Linked DNA regions of Homo sapiens: region 2 is linked to region 1. A link is a contact called in ENCODE Hi-C data. All regions are on one chromosome and are shown on one strand. Each heading gives the region's core, a stretch centred on a gene start or an enhancer-like site at or near the end of the contact. The rest is flanking DNA. Distances are from core to core; before and after follow the strand shown.

Region 1 (6,304 bases), core at 1,290-3,789:
GTTCCTCCCAAAGTTAGTTCAGCCAGCTCCCAGGAATGAACAAGGACAGCTTGGAGGTTAAAAGCTCTTAAAAGATGGAGTTGGTTGGGTCAGATCTCTTTCACTGTCTCAGTTATTATTTTGCAATGGTGGTTTCATGTATGCCACAGGCTCCAGGAAATAAAGGAGATGGATGGGAAATCAACGTCTCTTTTTCCCTATCAAATTTCTCCTTACCACAGTCATACATATAACTATCACTGGGGCATTCTGTGGGTTTGGGGGTAGAATCAGCCACAGCCCTAATCTCACCCTGGGAAACCCTCAGAGGTGGAACATGGTCTCAAGTACTTTTGAATGAGGGTGGTAACTACAACCACATGAAGCTGGCCATTTCCAGAGAGCAATACTGGATACAATAATAAGTGGTGGGGACATATGTTCAAGTTACTGATTTGTTAAATTGTGCACATTGTTTCATGCACGTCATGTAAGTTATAATTTTCTCAAAGGAAATTATAACTTTGACAAGGAAAGAAAAAACAGGTTTGAAAAGGAGCCACTGTTCTTGTTTGCATCCGTGTTTGCTTTTTGTTTTGTTTATAAGCAGAGGGAGTTAGAGTTCCTATTTAGCTCAGGCAGGCATATAGCTAAGAATTCCCTCAGAATGTGAAATCCTTCTCCAAGCCTTTTCTCTCCACCTCTTCTGAGCCACAGGGTCCCTGTTCTGAATACAAATTGCCGTTGCTAGCCAAGTGACTTCCATTATGCCTATGCATCCCCTGAACTTTGTTTTTGGGCAAAGCATATATGGAGGAAATTTTTTCATTTCCCTTTCATTCTGTCAGTAAGAGAAAACGAAGCCAGAGCTCAAGTTTCTTGAACCTTTCTCCCTGGTAGTGAACAGCTTTAGAACCACATGCATCTGGGCCGGGCGTGGTGGCTCACGCCTGTAATCCCAGCACTATGGGAGGCCGAGGCGGGCAGATCACCTGAGGTCAGTTTTTTGTAAAAGTACAAAAAAATTTCCCTGTAATTGGTGCATGCCTGTAATCCCAGCTACTTGGGAGGTTGAGGCATGAGAGTTGCTTGAACCCAGGAAGAAGAGGTTGCAGTGTTATTTTAAATTGAATATGAAAATACCATAATTCAGAACAGAGCCATAGATCAGATGATCCCTATCAAGTATGAAGTATCTTGATGTTGAGTCATATAGTGTCATCTGCCAAAATAAGGTGACTAATTTGAAAGAAGTGATAAAACAGCCAATCCCATTTTGGAAGACGTGCATTCATTGTTATTATCAAACTGAAACTACATTTGTTTCTGTTGCAGAATAATCCTCAAGTATAGCAACATCAAATCTCCAAGTCCTCACAAAAATGTCAGGTCAAAAATCTCAGATGTGAATTCAAATTTGCTGAGGAGTATACATATTTCTTAGTAGGAAGGGTTTTTTAAACAAAGAAAGGTTAAATCAAGAATCAGTGTATGAGCCGGGCACAGTGGCTCACGCCTGTAAACCCAGCACTTTGAGAGGTCGAAGCGGGCAGATGGCTTGAGCCCAAAAGTTCGAGACTAGCCTGGGGAACATGGCGGGACATCTCTACAAAAAGTACAAAAAAATTACGCGGGTGTAGTGGCACATGCCTGTGGTCCCAGCTACTCGGGAGGCTGAGATGGGAGGATCACTTGAGCCTGGGAGGCAAAGGTTGCAGTGAGCCAGTATCGCAAGTGGCCACCTGCCAGCATGTGAGGGTTTTGTTCAGGATGCTCTTTTAGCTCACATGCAGTAGAATTAATTCCCCAAGACATGTGAATGTGTTACCTTACCTGGCATAAGGGCCTCAAGATGGGAAGGTTATCCTGGATTATCAAGGAAAACCTAGTTAGAAACACTAGGGTCCTTAATATGAGAAAAGCATAGGATGATGAGAATGGGTAGATGTGTTGACAGAAGCCAGATGGTGGAGTGATGTGAGGAAGGGGCCATGAGCCGAGAAATGCACACAGCCTCTAAAAGCTGAAAAAGGTGAGGATGAGTTCTCTCCTGAACCTTGAGGAGAAACACAGCCCTGCTGGCACCTTAATTTTAGACTGTTTTAAATCACAAAATTGGGGATAATTAGTCAAAACCAGTGATTATCTGCGGATGGGGAGTGGAGCAGAAGGGAGGATTACAAAGCGACACTAGGAAACTTTTGGAGTGACAGGTATTTTCATTACCCAGATTGTGGTGAAGATTTTGCAAATGTATACACATCAAAGCTTTTCAAATTGTACACTTTAACCACGAACAGTTTAATGCATTCATTATACCTACAAAAATACCTACATAAAACATGCTTTAAAAAAGATACCAATCTTAAGTTTACTGATTAAAAAATAACAGGCAGAATGAAATCTTACTAGTTTCTGGTGTCTTTCAGAAGAAATCTGAGTGTTCCGTGTGTAGCAGAACTCTTAAGCCTAGGTACCTGAAATTCCTAACCTTCTACTCAAAATTCCTAACTCTGTAATTATGAGTCATTTTTCTACGTAGGCAACTTTTATCACATTCCCAAAGAGGTCTGTGAGCAAAAACGGTGGAGTTAAAACCACTTTAGAGGAATGTGAAGAATGAACATAGTGAAAATGTTATCCCACTCATTATTAGATCTCAATTTTATTTTATTTTTTACAAGGACACAACTTTGGTAGATGATCCCAATTATACCCCACAATGGAGTACACACCAATCCGGATCACCTTCCCAGGCCAGGGATTCCCCTTCTCTGGTAAATGCACCTTCCACTTGGCCAGTTGTTTAGATCAGAGAGAGGAAATGACCCAATGCAGGCTAATGAACAATTTCCCTGGGGAATATGGAATTGTAATTGAAAGTCTAACAATAATCTGACTTCTCCCTTGTACAAATTTAGGAGGCTACTGGACTTGGGACATTATCTGTTATGTGGATCAGGAAACAGAGAAATCCAGTCAGGTGAAAGACAGAAACAGATGAGCAGGAAAAAAGGTAACTTCCTGCTTGCTCCTAAATGGTCCAGTCTCTAGTCTCAGTCTGTTCTACAAATCCAGTTGTTCCGTGGGTTCTGTGAGCCTCCACCACCTCACCCCAATTATCCTCTCTTTGTTGGCATAGGTGGGTTTCTATTATTTGCAAGCAAATAACTTAAAGCAGATTTACCTTTAAAAGAAAACACTGGATTCACTTCGTATTGGAAAAGTAATTATTTATTATGACAAAAATAAAACTGTTGAATGAAAACAAATGAATGTTACACTATATTGCACCATGATTGGAAATGAGCCAAAACCTGTCTAAAAGATGAACATTCCAGAGCAAACAGCATCGTTTTACTTGGGTTAAGTAGGCATGCAAACAACTCATTATAACATAATTGCAGAAATAAAAATTATGAGTACTGGCAACCTAAACTTAACATATAAAAGAAGCACTTCATAACTAATAAAGTATTAAAAACTTTAAAACATGTCATTTAAACAATCCCACCATCAGGAAAACATGCTTTGAACCATTTTCAAGAAGTGATCATGTGAATGCATTAATTTACTTGTTTTAAATTTTTTGTTGTTGTTGTTAATGCTTATATATTGGACCAATGGAACACATTTGTTTGGCTGGGGTTCAGACACACAGTTTGTGGTGTGAAAGACATTTTTCTTTCCTCTGCACAATACCGGAGGACCCACAGAGCAATCCAATTCCTAATTCTGACCTTATTAATACCATCTTCCAGTTGACCAAGCATAGTAATGAAGATATTCTTAGAGCTTTCGCAGAAAGCCTGAAGCTTAAGGAGTAACAACAGTTTGTATTTAAATCTTAAGAAATGCACATATATATGAATATAGACACTTTAAAGTTGTTTTGCATTCTGAGGCAAGAAATAATAAATACTGAGTACAGGGCCTGCTGCTTCCTCTTTAATGCTCTAAAGCACCAATTTATGTTAAAATAGCAAAGTGTGATTATAATCATTCACTCTGATTAGAATAAACGCAACACCAAGGTTGTAATTGCTGTTAGGTTTTTGTTGTTGTTGTTTTTAACATGCTCTGTGGAATAGATGAACATGGTAAAATTTGTAACTATTCTGTAATTGAAAAAAATCATGACCGTTTTATTTTACACTTTCACTGAAATAGCAGCTAAACTTTTTTTAAGTCATAAATAAAAGTTTTTGTAACTACACTCAACAGTTTACTCCAAGAGAATAAAATAGGGGCTTCAGAGTCCCTAAATTTCCTGAGGGAAAATATAAGATTAAAATGATTATGGTCTCTTGTGAATAGGGCTTAAATATGCAAATAAGTCACTGATGACTGGGATCAACTGATAGTCATTTGATATCTTACCAACACTGATGGAAATATATTCACAGTATAAAAGAATCCATCAAATTTAGGATTTCTCCTTTCCCTTATCTAATTAAACTAATTAAATATTGACTGAGCACTTTCCTATGTGCTTTAATGAAACCATATGTGAATCTCATATATCTACCATGTTGGCCCAGCTGGTAAACAAGAGTAAAACAAAACAAAGTCTCCAAGGAATGCTATCCCTTAGTTATGAATTTTGCATATTTCAAATACAGTTTGGGTGAAGGGGGTTTTTATGGGATGGTACAAACATCCCACAAACTTGAGCAAAGCACCTTATGGATTGAAAAATGAGGTAATTTTTTAATTAAAATTTTACAAGTTGTGCAAGAAAACATATCCATTCTTTTAAAACTTTGTTTTCTATTCCAAAAGCTATGCACAGCACATTTCATATTTCTCCATTTCCAGGAGAAAATGTAGATTACTGGTTTAAGAAATGCAAAAGATGCCTTTATGTGACTACAGTTCCAAATTCTAAAACCCTAATCAGTCTTCACTCCTTTGGCCACATTAAGAATAATACAGGCCATCTAGCTGTATGGTAAAAAGACAGTATTTTTTAGTAATTTTAAGTACCCTAAATACGAGGAGAGGCAGAAATTCACTGCTTTCATTCACATTTTCTCTTACCTAATATCCTTTTGAAGTTTTTTCGACCTCATGATATTGTCTTTACTTTCAAGTGCTTTGAATTTGTTTTTCGTATGCTTCTAAACCTCCAAATTAATATTTCCCAAATGTTTCACCAAACTATATACATTTAAAGCTGCCTTTAGGTCTGAGGGGCACAATTTTTTTTTCTGCTTTAAATTTAAAATGGAATAGTTGAACATATTTTTTTATATTGGTCTTCCTCTATTTATTTTGGTCCCCTAAAATTTTTTAAAAATACTTTTTTGGGGAACCTGGCTTTTGGATTTCAGTCTTCACAGTAAAAGTGAATGAATAAGGAGGAGACGCTACTGAAAAACTAACCTTGAATATAAACCACTTTCAGATTTATGTAGACATTTATGTAGACATTTGTAAAAGACTGACAACCTGGCTACTAACCCTACTCTTTCAATATGGAAAGTCACACAGAACTATAGACTGGGGTGGCATCAAACGGCAATAAACTCTGAACAAATTAACCACTTCCATTCAATTAGTACAAGCCAAGAAAATAAGGTAAATTATCTAGAAGAGAATTATTTCCAACACAGGCTGGTTCTTTCTAAGCAGCTTACTATCCTTTTCTTAGCAATATGGCTTGTTTTCTCTTTTGCATTGTCATTAGCTATTTCTATTCAGCTATTAATTCGCTGAATTTAAGTTGAATAGCAGTTACTGATACGTTTTTCCCTACTTGGTTGTATTCGTATTCTAAATAAAATAACAGGTGGGAATCAAATAATGGATAAAAATACATTTAATTTCATATTACCTGTATTGCCCTACTATTTGAGGGATTTTTAATTTTTAATAGTAGTATATAAGCATTCAGAATTTTAAAACCAAAAGACATTTTAGAGCTGTAGTTTAAGTTCCTCAGTATGGGAAAAACAAAAGGAAAGCCATGGACACTAATTGTCTAAGGTCAACTAGACAATTGAGAAACGGCCAAATTAAGGCTCAAATCCACTTTTTTAGATGGCTAGCACAATATTCTACTAGATACAAGACACCATGCTGTATCTTGAAGTCACTTTACCCCGGCAAAATGTAAAATAGCCTTTAGGACTGAATTAGAGTGAAGTTTTTTTGGTTCCAAAGCTGTAGACAAAAAGTCTGCCTCATAAAGTTGGTCTCCAAAGATAAATTCCAAAGAAATTTATCCATCTTTAGACACGACACCAGCACATTTTTCTACTGATACGGTTTTACATAGTTAAGGACTAAATAAAAATTGATTATTCAGAATGATTATGTTTAT
Region 2 (6,041 bases), core at 2,072-4,571, 950 kb before region 1:
TGATCTTGAACTCCTGACCTCAAGTGATCCACCTGCCTCAGCCTCCCAAAGTGTTGGGATTTCAGGCATGAGCCACCGTGCCTGGCCCAGAAGTCCACTCTCTTCACATTTCTCTCTCAACACTTTTCATAGCCTCAATGGAGCACAAAAGTTCTAAAAAATCACACTCATAATCTGGATAATCTCTTATTTATTGGTCATTCTACCTTAATCTAAACATTCACTTAACATTTTTTCAGCATATTTCTTAGGAAAATGAGACATATGTAAAAATTGTTGGGTGAGTCCTCTGGTTGAGCTCTTTTTGTTTTTCTGCCCTGTCTTTTTTGGGGTTTGTCTGGAAAGGGGTTAGGGTGGAGCTCTGGGCCCAGCATGTAAGGTTGGGAGAAACATAGATTTGTTTCTGACATCCTTGAATAAGTGAAACAATGTTGGTAATCATTTACCACTAGAATTTTTGTTATCAAAAAAATCATTATTCCTTAGGTTTTTAAGCCAGATTTTTATTTCTAGAAACTGAATGATCTTTATAACTTTTACATATACTAAGATAGAGATGAAAAGATTCACCAGCATCACTATGCTGGCTCAGAGCCTCTTCTATGCCCTATTCAGAGCTCTGGGAGAAAGGAATCTATGGACTGCTTTCCTATCCATGTTGCCTGGTTGGCTGGCTTCCTGCTGTTCTTGGCCTACGGAAGATAGCAACTGGAGATTGGAAGGTGGAAGGACAGAGGATGTGGAATACATTTTGCCTGCTTGCTCCAACTTCTTCACGATGGCAGTAACCAGGTTGTCCTCCAACTACAGATTTTTCTTTGAAGCTCTACCACAGTGCCAGTTCTCATTAGAAGCTAGTTAACCAAGGTCTACTCCTTGTCTCTTTAGATTTAGGCTTTCTACTGCTGCTAGTTTTCTGGAGCCTCAATGTGTTGTTCTTTCAACCTTGCTCATACCTTCATTAAACTAAGAGGCCACTTCATGAAAATTTTGTTATTTGGGCCATCTGGCTTGAATTCTCTTTCTACCAGGTTCCTGACTGATACTGCTATACAATTATTAAGTGCAGCAGCAGAAGAAACTATCAACAGAGTAAACAAACATCCTACAGAATGGGAGAAAATCTTTGCAAACTAGGCATCTGACAAAGGTCTAATATCCAGCATCTATAAGGAACTTGAACAAATTTACAAGAAAAAGCAACCCCACTAAGAAGTGGGCAAATGACATGAACACACTTTTCAAAAGAAGACATACATGCAGGCAACATGCATATGAAGAAAAGCTCAATCACTGATCATTAGAGAAATGTAAATCAAAACCACAATGACATAGCATCTCACACCAATCAGAATGGCTATTATTAAAAAGTCAAAAAATAACAGATGCTGGTGAGGTTATGGAGAAAAATGAACCTTATACACTGTTGATGAGAGTGTAAATTAGTTCAACCATTGTGGAAAGCAGTGTGATGATTCCTCAAAGAACTAAAACAGAGCTACCATTGGATCCAGCAATCCCATTACTGGATATGTACCCAAAGGAATATAAATTGTCCTACCATAAAGACACATGCATGCGTATGTTCATTATAGCACTATTCACAATATCAAAGATATGGGATCAACTTACATGCCAATCAATGGCAGACTGGACAAAAGAAATATGATACATATACATCATGAAATACTATGCAGCCATAAAAAACAAAGAGATTATGTCCTTTACAAGAACATGGATGGAGCTGGAGGCCATCATCCTTAGTAAACTAATGCAGGAACAAAAAACTACATTCCACCTGTTCTCACTTATAAGTGGGAGCTAAATGATGAGAACACATGGACACATAGAGGGGAACAACAGACACTGGGGCCTACTTGAAGGTGCAGGTTGGGAGGAGGAAAAGGATCAGAAAAAAATAACTATTGGTTATTAGACTTAGTACTGGGTGATGAATAATCTGTCCAACAAACCTCCATGACATGAGTTTGCCTATATTACAAACCTCCACATGTACCTCTGAATCTAAAATAAAAGTTTTTCAAAGGGCAGTCAAGACAGGTCTTTTAATTCCAAGGCCAGTCTTCCTTCCCTTGTACATCACAATGTTTCATATACTTTATAGCCAATGAATGACTAATTTAGTTTTATATATTATGATGTTTTGCCATAAAAACAAACCAAAAAATATAGGCAAATACTTGTCAATATAAATATATATTTGTTTGCTAGGGCAATTTATCCTAGTTAAATATATGCTTATAAATACATATTTATATCTATAAAATACCTTTCACTTATTCTTTTTATGTACATAATTTGTGTTCTCTTGACACCATAAAATCCATAAACAATAGCAAAAGACAATACATCATAACTTACATTGCTATGGAGAAAATTCTTATAATATCATTTTTAATTTCAACAAATGGAAAAGAATAATATATGCAAAGCCTTATTCTCATTACTAAAGTCTTTATTCAAACTAAACACACTCTCATTCTAACACTCTAACAGGAAAATATTGCTTTTTGGTTTTTATCTACAGAATGAAAAATGTAATTCTTAGAAAATGTTCTTATTCCAAACTTAGAATTCCCCCTATATATTTAGAAAGCATGCTACCTTAGTCCTCAAAATTGTTAGATGGTGGTAGCACTAAAACGAAAAGACTTACTATGAAGTGATATTATATGTTTTCATTCTGGATGCCCAAACAATAAATTTGAAAGAGATGTATTTTTGAATTCAATACCAACGTGTATGTTTATATAACCATATATAAAAACTCTAACCACTGATCATGAATAGTCATAATTTAACCTTAAACTTAGGAACATAAACCAGTTTCATTATCTCCTTCTTTTCCCTGATGGACATAAGGAAAATAAGTCTTTTTCTGAAAAATACAAAGGGATTTCCTACATGGCAGAATTACAGACAGCAGATTAGGGCAACAGCAAACATAAACTAGTTCTTTCAGAGGATAAGAAAAGTCCCAAGGGGGTTTCAAAATTAAAATGCATTGAACTACTTAGATCTGTCAACATTTCTCTACTAAGAGGGATAAGTTCAAAAAGTTCTACCTCATTTGCTAGATTCTGCTTCTGTAAGGCAGAGATCAGCCACCTAGCAACAGCACAAAAGCTTCTACTCTGACATAGTTAAACTCATGCTGGCTGAGCAGGAAGAAAAGCTGTGTAGGATCAGAGCAGAGCTGGATGGCCAGCCGTTCCAGGGCCACTGGGGAGGCCTGATTGGGGAAATTGTGAAATTCAGTCTGAGGAATAACTTTTTTGTCAGCATTCTTAGAAGCTCCAGTCTCTCGAGCGCCACCACTGAGCTGTGTCTCTTGCTTCCATTCAGTAGAGTGCGTTGGCCACATGCACACACATCACACACAGCAAAGAAAGAAGAGGTGTCATTTTCAACCAACGGCTACCCCATGAAGCTTGGCCGTGCACATACTAGGAAAACTGATAAAGTGAAAACTGTGTAGAAACATTTTCCTATGCAGCTACTTTAGGATGGGTGATGGAGTGAGCTTTTTGAATCTCCTGATTCTTACACTCTAGACAGCTATTTCTTGTTCTCTCTTTTAAAGCAAGTCCTCTGGCATTAGATACTGCCTCACAAATAACCCACCACTCCTCTCGGAGGACAGAAATATCTACTTAACAGTCAGGTCATACCAGAGATCTTGGAAAATATCTGGATCACAAATCCCTGTCAGCAATGACCAGCGAACAGAATCTGGGCCATGCCTTTCCTTAGAGGATGCCCTCCCTGGATGAGTCAACAGGTCATTCATTTGGAAGGCACCAACTGTGAATGCTTACAGCTATCATCAGGAGCCTAAAAACCATTTAATAGCTAAGTGTACAAACATATCACGAGGCTTGCTTTTTGGGAAGGGGTGCAGACAGGGGAAATTAGGTATCACTGTGCTTTTCATTTTTGTGACTCTGTTAGCATATGTGATTGGAGTACAATCCAGCTCTGCAAATTAGGCAGGGAAGAAGGCTTGGTGAGCTGGGCGAGAGCAGTTTGTTGCTTCACCTTCAATCACATTCCTGGTCTGTCTTGCTTACTTGGCTCTGCAGGAGGCAGAAAGTGTGTAATGCTTTCTGACAACACGGAAAGAAAAACTGAGGGACGGGCACATTCATCCGCAGGACACTTTGTTAGAAGCAGCCAACTGACTCTGCCTTTTACTGTAACATATGTTAGTATTTTTAAAAATATAAAAACTCTTTTTTCCTTTGTTTCTTACCTGAAAAATTAGCAACATATGTTTTCAAAAATCTTTTTAATGCTTTTTTAAGTTATAAAAAGCAGTACCTGGTAAAATAAAAATGCAAAAATTCAAGTATGAAATCTCTCTTTCCCCCAAGCCAATCTTCTACAGAGCTCACTAACTATTCTTAACAGTTTGATGTGTAACTCACCAGTTTCCTTTTTTTCTTTTTCATACACAGTTACACATTTTCTCCCTCTCCAAATAGGATCTTAATATACATATTATTCTGGCATTTGCATTTTCACCTAACAATATGGATACTTTTCTATGTCAGGATTTATATCTTCTATTTTAAAAAAGTGTTACATACTATTCCATGACACTATTTGGAACATTTAACTGTGTTTTCAATATGGTGCTATTGCAAAATGCTGAGGCCAATATGTTTGTGTTTATATTTCTTGTTAATATGTTAGTAGGCTACATTCCTAGGATTGGGATTGTTGAATTAAGGAACGTGTATATTAAAACATTGAATGAATATTGCCACTTTATTTTTCCAAAAGTTGTATTTTTCTCCATGTTGTATATTTAGAAAAGCTATAGTCCCACAAGCTATATATAAAAGGGACAGTGTTTCTATAGTCTCATAAATAATGGATATTACCAAAAAATGTTTTGTCACTTTAATAGGTAAAAACAGGATATCAACGACTTACTTTGCACTTATTTATTCATTAGTGCATTTATGCATTAGTGCAATGTGTGTTGACCATTTATTTTCCTTTTTCTGTAAATAATGTTTGTCTAGTTTATCTGTTACATAATTTTGTTTTGAATTTTTTTCAGATGTGTGTTGACCATTTATTTTCCTTTTTCTGTAAATAATGTGTGTCTAGTTTATCTGTTACATAATTTTTATTGTTTGAGTATATATTATGACTAATCCCTAGCTGTTGTGTATCCTGTATATTTTCCTCCTGGCCTGGCCTATTATTGTTTTTTCTTCCTTTTTTCCTTTTTTTTTTTTTTTTTTTAGACAGTCTTGCTCTGTCGCCCAGGCTGGAGTGCAGTGGTGGAATATCGGCTCACTGCGAAACCTCTGCCCACCGTGTTCAAGTGATTCTCCTACTCCAGCTTCCCGTGTAGCTGGGATTACAGGAACCTGCCACCACGCCTGGTTAATTTTTTGTATTTTTTTGTAATTGTATTTTTATATTTTTAGAAGAGATGGGGTTTCATCATGTTGGCCAGGCTAGTCTTGCACCTGACCTCAGGTAATCCACTCTACCTGGCCTCCCAAAGTGCTGGGATTACAGGTGTGAGCCACCGCACGTGGCCCTGTTATTGTTTTTTTGTTGCTTTTTTGTTTGTTTGTTGTTTTTTTCTTAATTTTGTTTATGGTGTCTTTTACCACACTGAATACTTTTAAGCATCATCCATGTGATCAAGTTTTCGAATCTGTTTATCTTTTATTTTACAGCTGCTTACTAAGCTTAGAAAAGACCCTCATACTTCAAGATTTTAAACTATTCTTGTATGCTATTTTCCCAAAGAAATTTTATGCTTTTCCCCTATATATATTTTTAATAATTCTGAAGTTAATTCCTGTGTGTTATGTCAATAATAATTTACATTTTAAATTAATGGCTAACCAATTATCTTAATATCAATTATTACATATTCCAACTCATCCATTCTCATTAACTTGAAAACCACCTATTTTATACTAATTTTAGGTAACCACGTTAAGCTATTTGTAGACTTTTTATTCTTTTCCAAGTGTCTATTTGTCTATTCC

The links. A loop is a pair of places that touch in the nucleus more often than their neighbours do. Pooled maps may share reads with other maps.
Region 2: a map of IMR-90 shows a loop between it and region 1 (2.9-fold over the local background). The contact joins two enhancer-like sites. A Hi-C loop is called at or near these places in 2 of 168 maps with a recorded cell type or tissue (A673 and IMR-90) and 2 of 50 pooled maps.

The regions. Positions count from the first base shown.
Region 1 is chr10:18,678,531-18,684,834 of GRCh38, reverse strand. It overlaps ARL5B (ARF like GTPase 5B), which reads right to left. Exons shown (of 6, transcript NM_178815.5): 6 at 3,196-6,304. Among named protein-coding and RNA genes, the nearest start is that of ARL5B, 22 kb to the right of the region's middle. Within about 2 kb of position 2,539, at least 2 of the 41 ENCODE cell types and tissues checked have a DNase peak (open chromatin) inside an H3K27ac peak, as active enhancers do.
Region 2 is chr10:19,626,996-19,633,036 of GRCh38, reverse strand. All of the region lies in intron 36 of MALRD1 (MAM and LDL receptor class A domain containing 1), which reads right to left. Among named protein-coding and RNA genes, the nearest start is that of MALRD1-AS1, 99 kb to the left of the region's middle. Within about 2 kb of position 3,321, at least 9 of the 41 ENCODE cell types and tissues checked have a DNase peak (open chromatin) inside an H3K27ac peak, as active enhancers do.